Linked DNA regions of Homo sapiens: region 1 is linked to region 2. A link is an interaction called in ENCODE POLR2A ChIA-PET data of the cell type or tissue named here. Cell type or tissue: OCI-LY7. All regions are shown on one strand. Links, peaks and the distances in the headings refer to the core of each region. The heading gives the core; the rest is flanking DNA.

The links. Peaks named below come from ENCODE experiments on the same cell type or tissue, not always from the same donor. Only the 100,000 strongest peaks of a DNase experiment are listed, where the experiment ranks them.
Region 1: POLR2A ChIA-PET joins it to region 2 with 5 read pairs; 7 of 35 experiments call an interaction of 5 or more read pairs at or near these places.

Annotation. Positions count from the first base shown.
Region 1 is chr2:136,124,270-136,127,087 of GRCh38, forward strand. No RefSeq gene overlaps it. Among named protein-coding and RNA genes, the nearest start is that of CXCR4, 7.5 kb to the left of the region's middle. In OCI-LY7, for the core only: no CTCF peak of the experiment used is centred there; a DNase peak (open chromatin) is centred at 1,120; H3K4me3 peaks cover 922 bases; H3K27ac peaks cover 294 bases.
Region 2 is chr2:136,031,458-136,034,275 of GRCh38, forward strand. No RefSeq gene overlaps it. Among named protein-coding and RNA genes, the nearest start is that of DARS1, 47 kb to the left of the region's middle. In OCI-LY7, for the core only: no CTCF peak of the experiment used is centred there; no DNase peak of the experiment used is centred there.

The DNA.
Region 1 (2,818 bases), core at 89-2,588, 93 kb after region 2:
AGGATGGAACAGACACACATGGACAAAAACTGGCTGCAGAATCCTTTTGGGGTGGTCTCTATGTCATAATTTGTCTCTCTGAGACTGAAATTAGTTACTTGGGATTTCCAGGTCAGTCCTCCCTTGCGGCACCTAACCGCACTCAGGTTAATGTCAGGGACCCTGAAGAGAATTGACAAGCTTTGTGTGATCCTTACATTCCTCAACCCTTTTCCCATCCCCAGGCCCTATGCCTTCTTCACTGTCTTGATGCATGAGCACTGGGCCTGTCTTTTCTTTCAGTTATTATAGGACAACGTCCTTCAGGGAGAAGAACATTCTTCCTTCTGCTCTTTAAACAGTGGGAACAACAGCAGAAAGGAGGATTGCAAGCCAGACAGAGTAGCTTTGTGGTTCAGAGCACAGCACTGGAGTCTGCTCACACAGTGGCCTTTGTTGTAATATCATTTGTTTTAATATCCGGCTAACAATAACATTCTACTTTTTGGATTATTGGGAAGATTAATATGATATCTATGTAAAGACTTTAGTACAGTGTGGGGCACTTAGTAAGTGCTTAATAAACATAACCTATTACTAATATAGGTTCCTATCTCTGCTGCTGAAATGTCTTTCTTGTTGGTCAAGGGCTTTGCTTAACCAGACAAATGGCTTTCTCCACCATTACCCACTGAAATGAGGTAAAGGGAAGTGGAGTCTTAAATAAAGTGTGAAGTGTTCTTACTTTTAATTGTGGTCAGAAGAGAGATCTATGCAATGAGGGAAGGAAAGAGAAGACATAAAGAATTTCTCATACGTGCCTTGAAAGCCCTTCCTGTCTTTGCAGTCTCAGATTCGGGGTTGAAAGGGGTCCTTAATGCCATTTGGTCTCATTATGTTCCATGCATTGGAAGGAGCTCCTTTTCAGCAGGTGGTCCTGTCTCTGGACACTCCTGGGATGGGCAGCCCACCCTTTGGAAAGGAGCAGATCCCACTGCCGGGCAAACCTGATCACTAGACGGTCCTTTTTTTTTCTTCCTTTTTTTTTTTTTTGGCTAGGCACCTGTCTCTCCTGTTTTCTAGCCTCTAAGTGTAACTTAGCTAGAGCTTGACTGGAGGAGACGCCATGAGAGGAAGCCAAGGACCGCGGCAGCCAAAACCATCCTGAGGCTAAAGCAAAAGCTGTGCTTTCCGAGACACTTATTTCTGCAGCCACAGGGATGAGTCTAATGAGAGGCTTCTTTGTTCCATTAGCAAGTCTGAGAAGGGTATCTGGCCAGGTTAGAGTTTCTTTTCATAAAGGAAATTATCTCCAAACATAGAAGAGCTGGGGATTAAGTGACTCAGAAGATTTAGTGCTGGACTTTTTTAAGGCCTCCTGAGACTTCCAGATATACTTGCCTTGGTGAGAAAATGTGGGGTAACAGCAGCTCTGGAAGCAGGTTAATAAAGAAGGCAATTAACCACATCTTTGCTTGGTTTTATGTTAGGCAAAAGCAGGTTAAAATGAATACTTGGAAATGTGTCTGAAGATGTGTGTCTGAATGGGCTTCTTTTTAACAGGTGCCAGTGGCTGCCTGGAGAAAGCATTTCCATGTAGTCTGTTCACCCCCGTAACCCCCTCCAATCACAAGCTCAGGCTGTTTCCTGGAATCTTTGTAAATTGGGGATGTTCTGTGTCTCAGCAGCTTCTTTTTAAATGGAAGCCATGAAATTGCTTTCAGTGTCATTTAAAAATACTGAAGTGGAGTGCTTTGGGTTTCTCCCTACTTTGTCCGCTTGTTTATCCTTGTGGTTAACCAGCTGCAGCATAATCTCCTGGCTGTGTTTACTCCTGTCCTATGTGCCCAGGGCTGCCCTCCGTGACCTGCTTGCTATTTTGAGCCCAGGTGGGGCAGCCCCTTGCGGGGAGTGGGCATCAAAAGTCCGCTTCTGCCCACATTGTCTCTTTTTGGTTGGGAAATTGGCTCACGTGTGGATAATTTATTGCTTGTTTGGGGCAGACGAGACAGAACGAACTCCACAGAGACACTTTGAACAACGCGGAACAATTTGGATTAATCCTTTCCGCAAACAGGGTTCCATTTGCATGAGGGGATTGCTGAGAGTTTTATCTTGGGTGATAAATGGCAGGCATTCTAGCTCCACTGGCGAGCATCGCCCCCATGCAGGTTTAGATTAGGCTTCTCCAGACTGAAGAGGATTTTTGTTCTTGGCCAGGTAGATTTTCACTTCAGGGTTAGGGTTCAGGCAGCTGGTTACCTTTCTGAGGGGGCTTTTTTTTTCCTATTGCCTTTCGCCCATCTGGGCTGTGCTAAGGTTTTTGTCCCAGTGTGGCAATTTTCCAGGCTAAAAAAAGAACCACCCTCCCTCCTTCAACCAAAGCCTCCTCTGCCAACTTTTCTCACACACGTGTGCACACAAGAGCACGCACACATGAGATCACAACCAACCACCCTAGAAAGCCCAGTTCTCTTGCGCTGCTGAATTTTTTGTTTTGCCTTCTCTCTCCTCTGTCATTTGCCTGCTGCTGTTCTGCACCCTCAATTCTAGAAAGAGGAAATTCTACTCAGGCACTGCCATGGATTTCTCTTTAGGTTTCTACCTAGGAGTTCAGGTGCTGCGGGTCACCCAACTGGCCCCGAAAGTGAGAGGGGCTCCCTGGTCCCAGAAGACAAAGACCTCCTGTGCCTGTTTATGCTAAACCTAAACATTTAATTGATCCTGCTTTCTAGCAGGTCCCAGGAGACTTCATCAGACTCTTTCTAGGAAGCACAAATATACAGAAGATATTTCTTCTGACCATTCTCCAACAATCAAGAGATGTTTATTGAACTCT
Region 2 (2,818 bases), core at 281-2,780:
TGGAGAAATACCAGAGTGAATAAATATACTCTTATTTCATTCCTACACATCCACCTACATAATCATTTCCACGGAGCAGTGGTACAAAAAATTAAAATAAAAAACTCCAGCTCAGCATATCTCAACCTTGCCACTATTGACACGTCAGGCAAAATAATTCTTTGCTGTGGGGGCTCTTCTATGAGTTGTAGGATGTTTAGCAATATCTCTGGCCTCTATCCACAGGATGCCGGTAGCAGCCCCAAACACCTTCTGGTTGTGACTATCAAAAATGTTTCCAAACATTGCCAAATGTCCTCCGAAGGGCAAATTGCCCCGTGTTGAGAACGACTGTTCTAGTAGAATCACTTACCACGTTAATAAATCAAGCAGTATCCAAAGTATTTACGGTAGCGATGGGAGGGCAGGATGTTCCAGTGGCTGCATTTTTGTGTTTGGTAACTTTCATGGACAGATCAGGCTTAAGTGGATGTGGAGCATAGTTTCACCCCAAGAATGTGACAGTCACAGCTGCAAGCTGACAGTGGAAAGGAGCAAATCCTTTTGGATAGGATATCCTGTGAGCATAATATGTGACATTCATCGGTTTTCAGAAGTGGCTTTAAAGTTTTTTCTTCTTCTGAAGCTTTGTGTGGTTGCTGTCTTCAAGCATAGAATTTTAATTTTTCACAGTTCATAGGAGATGCAGGAGAAATCTTCCTTTCTCCCTGTATGTAGTCTGTGGTTCTCCTCGACAATATGCTGGTATCCATAAAAAAGAAAAATTCAACTTCTAATTTGTGGTATTTGATTTTACCCAGAGTCAGAGAATGTTCCATAGTCCAAGTCCCATTAATCTTATGGTGAAAATTATGTTATAGTCTGGTACATCCTTCAGTAGGAAATTCCCATGGTTCCAGGCCCCCAGGGCGGGTCCCTGTGCTGATTTTGGAGGAAATCCACACTGCTTTCTCCAAACTGTGTTAAGCCTTTCCTTTGCTCTTATCAGGCTCGCTCTGCCCTTTATACAATAAGGCCCAAACAATGAAAAAGCCATGGTGAGATTTAGATGAAAAAAATCACAAAGGAAGGAAATTTGAATTACTGCTTTCACTCAAGCTCTCATTCAACGGGTCCTAGCATTATCAAAAGATCAGGGAATCATGTTATATATATATAATTATCTATAAATATGCTATTATAGGCTTATGTTCTTAAAATATCTCAATCTCTGAACTGCCAAGTAAAAAGTTCCAGAGTACTAGTCAGAATGTCTCGGGGATCTTGGAAATAAATTATGGGTACGCTCATAATTAAACTTAACAGAAGGAAGTTAAGATTGATAGTGACAATATCTTTGTTCTTTGATCAAATTTAATTTTGTCTAGACATTAACACCATGCTTAGATATCCTGACATCTTTCCATTTTTATATTGTCATTATAGTGGGATACGCATGGACATATTGACATTAATATGTAGAGATCAAGTTGCTTTCATCTTTGCAGTACTGTCATTAGTTAAGTTTCCTTTAAAGCAGCAGTTAGTCTGTGTGAATTTTTTCTTTTTTATAAGTCTGTGGTAAGTTGGTGATTGTAGTTTCACTCTATTCTCATGAGTGTAACTTAACACTATTGGGTTTACCCTGGCATGTGAGATAGTCATAATAACATTAACTTCAAAATCTGTAGGATGAAATCTAGGGTTTGAGTTTCCCTAATCCTTTGCAGAGCTGTAACTTAGCTGGAAAATTACATTTCCATTGAACATTCTATAATGCTCAGAGGCACTGCAATCAATGAGCGTGAAAATGCCAAGCACATCCCATCCTGACACTTCTTATTAAGCATAGAACATTCTTGAGTGAAAGTAATATCACAGAGTAATTTGGCTATTAAGGCAATAATAGCATATCTTGTCCTGGTGATAAATTTACCTTTTGTTAACAGTTTTTCTCCCCCATTTTAATAGCTGCATTAAGAACGGTGCATAGGAAGTTTCTTGGAACATACTGCCTGTTCCATATTGGTTTTTTTCTATCTGATTCTAACATTATGTCAAAGGCTGGATGACATAGTTCTATTCTTAGAGCTAGCAAATCCAAAGATTTCAAATCAGTATTAAAAAGAAAAACCTAAAGACTTCTTCAGTAAGACCTATTGATATAGTCCAAGTGTTATTCCATAGGTGGTAGGATTACAGGTGATTTTAAAAACTATTTTTCTTTGTACTTATCTGTTTTCAAATTTTTCTGTAATTGATATATATTGTTGTGTATTTCAAAAGCTTTATTGTAAGAGGGTTTGTGGATTCAGCTTCACAGCTATTTCAAACTACTCAATTACAGAAATATAGTATACTTTTTTATCCCTTTTTTTCAAAATATATTTTATTTTAGTTCCTTGTTTAAAACTGCAAAAGGCAATATTTTTACTCCTAAAGCTTATGTAGCAAAGAAAGGAGCAAGTCGTTCTTAGCTTTTGGTTTAGGATATTCCTAGGGAGATGTGAGTGTATTATGTATTCATTTAAGCATCCCAAGTTGATCAAATTGAAACAAATGAAAAAGTATATTATGCATTCAGCGGACTTGCTTTTTTAGGATAGATATGCTTGGAATATATTCAGATACATTCCTGATAAGTGTTTTTAGTTTGATTAAATATGATCACATCTACACAAAAGCAGCCCTATATTGTACAGCTATGAGAAAATCAGCACAACTACCTGCCACTCAATTGGCTCTGAACTTTGATGTTCTTTCACTGCATCTATTATTACCCAGTTTAAAAACTAAGAAAAGGACAGGAGAGAAAAAACGAAAAAAACATAGGTAGGAA